Linked DNA regions of Mus musculus: region 1 is linked to region 2. The links are chromatin contacts, found by Hi-C or POLR2A ChIA-PET in ENCODE. All regions are on one chromosome and are shown on one strand. Each heading gives the region's core, a stretch centred on a gene start or an enhancer-like site at or near the end of the contact. The rest is flanking DNA. Distances are from core to core; before and after follow the strand shown.

The links. Hi-C counts contacts between places; a loop is a spot of excess contacts on that map. ChIA-PET counts read pairs that join two places held with the same protein, here RNA polymerase II (POLR2A).
Region 1: a map of heart shows a loop between it and region 2 (2.4-fold over the local background). The contact joins the promoter of Cnpy3 here to the promoter of Pex6 in region 2. A Hi-C loop is called at or near these places in 2 of 37 maps with a recorded cell type or tissue (heart and regulatory T cell). POLR2A ChIA-PET finds 5 or more read pairs at or near these places in 3 of 5 experiments (Patski and embryonic stem cell).

Annotation. Positions count from the first base shown.
Region 1 is chr17:46,750,287-46,754,263 of GRCm38, reverse strand. Cnpy3 (canopy FGF signaling regulator 3) reads left to right here and starts at 2,050. Exons shown (of 6, transcript NM_028065.4): 1 at 2,050-2,291. The coding sequence starts at 2,141.
Region 2 is chr17:46,709,908-46,713,985 of GRCm38, reverse strand. It overlaps Pex6 (peroxisomal biogenesis factor 6), which reads right to left and starts at 2,510. Exons shown (of 17, transcript NM_145488.2): 1 at 1,602-2,510; 2 at 1-78. The coding sequence starts at 2,486.

The DNA.
Region 1 (3,977 bases), core at 801-3,300, 41 kb before region 2:
TCTCTTCATTTGAACTTTGAATTCTTAACTAAATCTAGAGCGTCTGTGCCTTGGTCATGGTGTCTGTTCACAGCAGCAAAACCCAGCCCCCCCCCCCCTGCTCCCCTATGGCCTGGCCACTCTCCTGCCTCAAAAGGCTGAGAATGGGTGTGTGGGTGTTATGGCCCTTAGAGGAGTTTGAGGGATGGGGCTTACTGACACAACTGCTTTAAACTAGACACCACTGACTACAAAGGACAGGCTGGGCATGGAAGTCTTCGTAAGGGCAGCAAATCCACCCAGACCTGGAAAGAAACTCAATGGAAACGGAGCTTTCTGGACAACGCTGCAGTTGCTAACAGCTTCCCAGAGTTGAGCTCAAGGCAGTTTAAAGGAAACCTGAGGAGTCAGAGAGTCCCCCTAGGACCAAGGCTGGCCTTGAACTCTTCATCCTTCTGCTTCTCCCAAAAGCTATGGTCTTTCTTTCTGCCTTCACCTTCTCTGGTGTGATGGAGCCGCACCATCCCACCTGACTGATATTGCCCACTTTTTATCTCCTGCCAGATTGAGTCCAGAACCTCATGCACACGAGGCAGCCCCTCTGTAGCTAAGGAAGGTCTGTGTTCAGCCAGGGAGCCCTCAGCAAGGATCTCTTAGCTCAAGTCCCCTGATGCTGCAGAGGCAGGAGAGAAGTGTAAATGTCCAATGCCAGGTTCCTGCCTTTTAGGAGCTCAGAATCCAAACAAATAACAAAAGAGATTGGAATACCATACAAAAAATGCTGGGATGTTTATCCATCTGTCCCACATACTTCAAGGTGGTTTTGTTTTGTTTTGTAGATATGGCCTCAAGTAGCTCAGGCTATATCTCCCTCCCCCTCACTATATAGCCAATGACAGGTTTATGCCAGCCTGGAGATGGATCACCAGGGATTTGCACATGGTAGTCAAGTGCTAGGCAAAGATCTCCCAGTGAGCAACATCCCTAAAACTAGGGATTTCTTTTTTAATTCCATTAATTCATGAATTATTGATTTGAGCTTCCCAACAGGCAAACCTCGAGATGTAGGAGGATCACTCTTTGTTTGTTTTTCGAGACAGAGTTTCTCTGTGCAGCCCTGGCTGTCCTGGAACTCACTTTGTAGACCAGGCTGGCCTCGAACTCAGAAATCTGCCTGCCTCTGCCTCCCGAGTGCTGGGATTAAAGTCGTGTGACCATGCCCGGCTAAGAGGATCACTCTTATCTGTTTATTAATCTAGTTTTCATAAGGAGAAACGCAATTACTGGATATCTGGGCTGTTGTGAGGCCCTAAGTATCTATTCGAGTGAGTGGCTGCAATAATAAGCCTTAAAAGCCGGTGTCTAGTGAGTGCTTGCAACTTTATAAAGAAAGCCATGGTTAGGGTTGATGAGTTAGGTTAGTGACTAAAGAGGGCCACCATTAAGCCTTAAGGATCCAAGTTTGAGGTCCAGAACCAACATGGTGGAAGGAGGCAACTGATTCCAGTCGTCTTCCAACCCAAAATAAATATATAAAGACTTTTTTATTAACACCTTAATGGGGGTGGGGGTGCGGGGAGAGGACCACGAGGCCCGGTGTGGAGGTGCACTTAGAGGCAGCTGGATTTCTGAATTCGAGGCCGGCCTGGTCCACGCAGTAAATTCCAGGACAGCCAAGGATACAAAGAAACCCTGTCTCGAAGAACAAAAGACAGAAAACAAGAAACAAAACCATGAAAGATAGTCCGTTATCCAGGGCTAGAATGCCCAAGGCTGGTTCATCCAAGGTATGATGAAGGTTCACCCGCTAGGAACTGATGCTCCAGCTACTGAGCCTCCTTTAGCTGGCAGTGATATCGCTATAGGGCGCCAAAGCCACCATCCGCTCTCTGATTGGCTGAGATGGGAAAAAAAAAAGATAGTTCCTCTCATTGGCTATAAAGCAGACGCCGAGCGAACCCATTGGTTGCGTCGCCCGCGGGCCTTGGTCGGTTTCGCAAGCCGCTAGAGGCTACCGGGCGTGGGGCGGGCCGGAGCTCGCCGTTGCCGTGGTTACCCAGAGGCACGTGCGCAGTCCCGGAAGCGGCCGGGGGAAGCTGCTCCGCGCGCGCTGCCGGAGGAAGCGCCGCCGGGTCCGCTCTGCTCTGGGTCCGGCTGGGCCATGGAGTCCATGTCTGAGCTCGCGCCCCGCTGCCTCTTATTTCCTTTGCTGCTGCTGCTTCCGCTGCTGCTCCTTCCTGCCCCGAAGCTAGGCCCGAGTCCCGCCGGGGCTGAGGAGACCGACTGGGTGCGATTGCCCAGCAAATGCGAAGGTGAGGGGGCGGGGCCGCGGGGCGTAGCCAAGCCCGAGGGGCGGGAGGGGGCGGGGCCTGTGGGAAGGGTCTGGGCCTGGCAGGACCTGGGCTGGGGTCTCCTTGGCCCTGCTGTGTGCTTTGCGGCAATGCTGGGTGCTGTGACTCTCGGATAACCTGGAGATCCCTGCTTTTGGGCGAATCCGGGGGTAGTTGCTCATCAAGACTAGAGGTGGGGGTGGAGGGAAGGCTTCATACAGGAAGCCTGCTGCGAAATGAAGAGTTGGCCAGGGAAAGCATGGCGTGCAGAGGAACTCACTCCGCAGAAACCACAGAAACAGAGGCAGATGAGGAGGCCCTGCCGGCCTAGAAGCCAGAGGGCGAATTTGAGGAACTGAAAAGGTCCATATGACGTAGAAAAGGGAACCTGAAAATTTTCCCGTGGTGCTTTCACTACAACCTAATTTGTGTATGGTTTTGGCTTCTTGAGAACAGGTACTGAGTTGCAAATATTTATTGGCAGACCAAAAAAAAAAAGGGGGGGGGCTTTACATAGGATTATATGGAGGGGCGGTGAGTGTATGTGGAGAGAAGAGACTCACACTCAAAGGATCAAGAGGTCACTTTTTTGAAAGCATCGAGCGCAGAGGAGACTGAAGTGAAGGAGGTAGATTTTAAAAATCGAAGGACAAGGAACTGAGACCTCTCTTTTGCCCTGCTCATCATTGCTCAGTTTCCTCTCAGACCTTTGCAGCCATCGACCTTCTTTCTAAGTCCTCGAAGGCCCCCCTCCCCCGAGTATTCTGGATATCCATTTTATGCACCAAGCAGATGTACACAGGCCAGATGTTCCCTAAGCACTGGATGCTGGGCTGGTGGTTTGGGACACATTAATCCTCCCATTTGAGCTGTTAAATGTGTGGCGAATGGGGGCAGGGGACTCGGCTCAGTGGGTAGAGTGATTGCCAGAGGATCTGAGTTCAGATCCCCAAGACAGATATAAAAAGCCAGACGCTGCAATGTTTGTGCACCCCTGATCCCCGCACCTCCGCACCTAAAGAGATGCACAGGAGACCAGCCAGTCCAACCAAATGATCACGCTCCAGGTTCAAGTGAGAAACCTTGTCTGAAAAACAAAAGATGAAGAACAGTATCAGAAAGGAACTCTGGCCTCCATGTGCATATCCACATATCCACACACGTGTGTGCACACACACACTGTAACTACATAGGACTTTTTGTTTTTAAGTGAGACTCCCTAGAGTTAATGTGAGTTCACTGGAAGATACCTGTTAAAAGGTCTCACCTGTTCTAGGATGGTCCCTTACCTCCCCACCAGTCCTGGGCTTTTGTTTTCTTTGTTTTGTTTCTTTTCTTTTCTTTTACTCTTTCAAGACAAGGTTTCTCTGTGTAGCCCTGGCAATCCTGGAACTTGCATTGCAGACCAGGCTGGCCTCAATCTCAGAAATCTGCCTGCCTCTGCTTTCCAAGTGCTGGGATTAAAGGCGTGCGCCACCACTGCCCGGCTTCTTTTAAAGTTTTGTAAGGTTTTTATTTATGTATTTTTGTATACGAGTGCTCTATTTGCATAAGTGCCTCATGATGGAAGAGGGCATCAGACAGATGAGAGCATCAGATCTCATTACAGGTGGTTGTGAGCCACCAAGTGGGTGTTGGGAATTGAACTCGGGACCTCTGGAAGAACAG
Region 2 (4,078 bases), core at 1,261-3,760:
CTCTCGAGCAAACGGAGGCCCGGGCAGTGGTGAACAGCTTCCTTTGTTCTCTGGGGCGATGGAGCCTTCCAAATACCTCTAATGGAGAAAACAGTTGCCAGCTTACAACCTCCAAGCAGTCAGGTTTTACACTCGTAGCAGCCAGTACCCACATCCACCTTTTGTCTTTCCCTTAGCAAGGCTGGTGACCCAGGACGGCCAAACTGCAGAGCTCTGCTACCCTTAGGAAACCAAAAGCCCTCCTAATGTGAACCAACTCTTGACTCTGGTTCCAGAGCCGCCTGTAAAGACGGCTTTCTGGCTTTGATCCTTGTCATCCCACAGCCAGTGAGGTACTAAGAAATGTACTTCTCTGATTTCTGTTTTCCTACTGAGACAGTTTCATGTAGCCCAGATTGGCAGCTATGTTGATGGGAATACTCGAGTCCCAAATCCTCCTGTCTCCCCCACCCAAGTGTTGGGATTACAGGCATGTAGCACCACACCCTGCCTCTACAGGTTCTCTGAAGGACAGCAGGTAGCTACTGAGTTGACACCAAGTGGTCTCTGGTGAAGACATGGCTCTGGCTGTGGGAAAAGGCTATATAGTTTTGTTGTCTCAGTCCAGAGCTCAGGCTGACCTTCAACCCACTGATTTTCGTGCATCAGCTTCTCAAAAACTACAGACAGGAGCCACCACAGCCAGCTTCAGATATGTCCTGACACCACTAACGGGCTGGTCAGCTGACTGTCCTCCACTGTACTTCTGTTAGAAGGAGACCACTCTCATCTGGACATCTTAGTGGACAGGGTTGGTCTGTCTGCTCTGGGTGCTGGGCCACACACTAGGTCCATCTCAGTGTTAACTAGTCACTCAACTAACTCTGATGGACTGTCTTTGTTTCTACCTATGGCCATTGGGCACCCGAGAGAGGTTAAATCAACTTCAGATCTGGTGTTAACTAGTTAATTTTACGTGGCTACTGGCTTCCTTTCAAGCCAGCACCAGCCTAAATCATATACTTCTATGCTTAGAAACTAAACTGTAGACCCCGCCTCTCCCAAGCACAATTGTATTTTTAAAAGGCAGAAATCAAACACTTCAAGAACTTCTCTTAAATGTATTTAATAAGACATATCAAGTTATGTACAATATATGACTGAGGCCTAGACAGTGTGTGTGTAATCATATAAATAAGATATATACCCTAACAAGGCTCAAAAGGCTACAAGAGGAAGAAATGATGTTAAGGTTGTGGTTATAAAATCATGAAAGGATTTATGCGAGTGTCACGTTTAGGTCGGAAATGACAGTTGCTTTATCAGATAAAGTTAGAACAAGAAGTCAGTCAAGGAAAAAGCAAGAGGTACCAGGATAGCATTCTAACGTAGCAACGCAGTTACAGACTAGGGGTACGCAGAGCTGGTACTTGGCAGGGAACCTCATGTTTCACCTGAACACGTGAAAGACAGTTTGATAAGAGAAAATGAGTATACAAGACTAAGAGACCTTAAGTGAAAGGTCTAATTGTAAGGCACAGGGGACCTGAATTCTACAGATTTAGCCTTCCAACTCAGTAAAGACAGGGAAGAGAGCAAAAGTTAAAGGAAGCATTCCTGACCTGAATTCTGAGCTCTCCCACTTCCAGGGGGTCACAGCCGAGATTAAAAGCCAGAGTGGCGGGCAGAAACACCAGTCCGTCAGCGAGTGGCTCTCCCGGCTGCTGCCCGGAGTTGGGTCCCAGTCTCTCAGACAGCTCCCAGCGCGGTTCTAGAACCTGGACTTGAGCCAAGCGCGGCTGCGAGGAGTTGGGTAACTCTGCGACCTGGGCCACCCAGACCCATTCGCCCTGGAAGAGTCCGAGACTCCGGAGACAGCTCCGGCTCACACCCAGCGCATCTCCAGTCCCTCCCAGAACCCCTCGGAGTCGCCGGACCGAGTGGGAAGCTGCAAAGGACGACACTACGGGCGGGGGCGGGGGATGGCTGTGATCCCGACTCTCCTGGCCCAGTTTGGCCCGCCCGCGGAGCTCAGTCACGGCCAGCCGTGTCCCCGGGCCCAGCAACCCCTGCAGGGCCGGTCGCGTCTCCAACACTCGCGATCCGGGCACGGGGAGGGTCTCCCCGCGGCGCACCAACAGCGGCCCGACTCGAGGCCCTAGCCCGGGTCCCGGAGCCGTGGCAAGCAACGCCCAGCCCAGGGCCGGGGGACGCCGCACAAGCCGCGCTCGTACTCGCGCCCCGGGCCCCAGCGCTAGGACCCGCAGCAGCGCGCGGCTCACCAGCAGCGGCGGAGGCCCCGGCCCGCGCTGCTCGCCCTGGGCGCCGGACCCTTCCACGGCCGCCACGAGCAGCGCGGGCTTCGCGGGACTCTCGCTCGCCGGCCGCAGTGCCAGCACCAGCCCCAGCCCCGTCGCTGGCCACGGGCCCCCGGGAGGCAACAGCACCGCCAACGGTGGTGTCTCCGTCGGGAAGGGGTCCAGGACGCGCAGGACAGCCAACGCCATGGCGAAGGAGAAGGAAACCACTCCACTTCCGGAAATAGGGGGCGGAAAAAGTCCGGGGCAAGAGAGGCGTTTCCGCTTCCGGTAGGAAAGTGGGCGGGGTGCCGATGGCCAAGTCGGCCCCTGAGAAGATGCACAGGGGTGGGGGGGAGCCTGGCTTGACGACCGCCTCCGTTGTTGTCGACGCACGCGCCCTTTGAAACTCAGTGGAGGAGCATTTTTACAATTCTGTAGGGCAAGTAGCGTCCTCTCGACCTTCATGCCCCATAACTTGAACTCAGTATTTAACTGACCAAGAGTAATCGGTGTGGGCCAGGCGGTGGTGGCGCACGCCTTTAATCCCAGCACTTGGGAGGCAGAGGCAGGTGGATTTCTGAGTTTAAGGCCAGCCTGTCTACAGAGTGAGTTCCAGGACAGCCAGTACTACACAGAGAAACCCTGTCTCGAAAAACAAAACAAAACAAACAAACAAAAAAGAATAATTGGTGTGAAAAGAAGGATGGGGTTTGGGGAGATGGCTTAGTGGTTAAGAGCACCGACTGCTCTTCCAAAGGTTCTGAGTTCAAATCCTAGGAACCACATAGCGGCTCACAACCATCCGTAATGAGATCTGATGCCCTCTTCTGGGGTGTCTGAAGACAGCTACAGTGTACGGACTTACATAAAATAAATAAATCTTTAAAAACAAAGAAAAGTGGAAAAAGTCCATTTTCCTGAGGATGTCTTAGTTTGTCCTGCTCAGCTGTAGGCACAGCGTCTTGAGGGTTACCGGGAACGTTGTAAGGGGGATGGTGGGATAAAACTGCCCCAGCCATGCTTATGCCAATCTATTTATGCAGCGGCTGCTGGCTGAATTAATGCATGGGATTCATGTAGCCCTGTTGCTTGGTGTTGCCACACTTCTCCCAACACACCCTCCTTAAAGCTCATGTTCCAGTGCCTTGGGTCCTTCACGTTCTCTGTCCTACTCCGATCTAACTTGAAGCTTGAACAGTTTACCTAATTCTAGGAGAGCTATAGGAGAGAAGGCGACAGAGAAGGAAAGGGTTGAAGGCTTCTGTGATGGGAACTGAGCCAATAGCCTTAGTTACTTAGATTTCGTCTTTGTCTTTACTCTTTCTTTTTTATGATTTATTTATTTAAAATTTGTACGTGCACTGCTGTTTTGTCTGTACGTATGTCTATGTGAGGGTGTCAGATCCCCTGGAACTGGAGTTATAGACACTTGTGAGTGACAGGTGGGTACTGGGAATAAAACCTGGGCCTGCTGGTAGAGCAGTTAGTGCTCTTAACAGCTGAGCCATCTCTCCAACTGCCCCCCTCCAGAAGTCTCCTTTGTAATTAACAGATACAGGTTTTTGTGAAATACATTTAATCAATATATTGGATTGTGGCTATTCCCCTTTTCTGGACCTTGTATTTTTTTTCCAGTTACTGTCAGACTGTCTCCTTTACAGTCGAACCTTTTGAGATAGTCTTCTATTTTGTATAGTATACATTCTGGAACAATTTGGACATCAGATATCAGAAAGTTTGAGTATTGACTACATGTATTAAGGTATCTTTATCCCCAGAAGATGAGAAAATATTTAGAT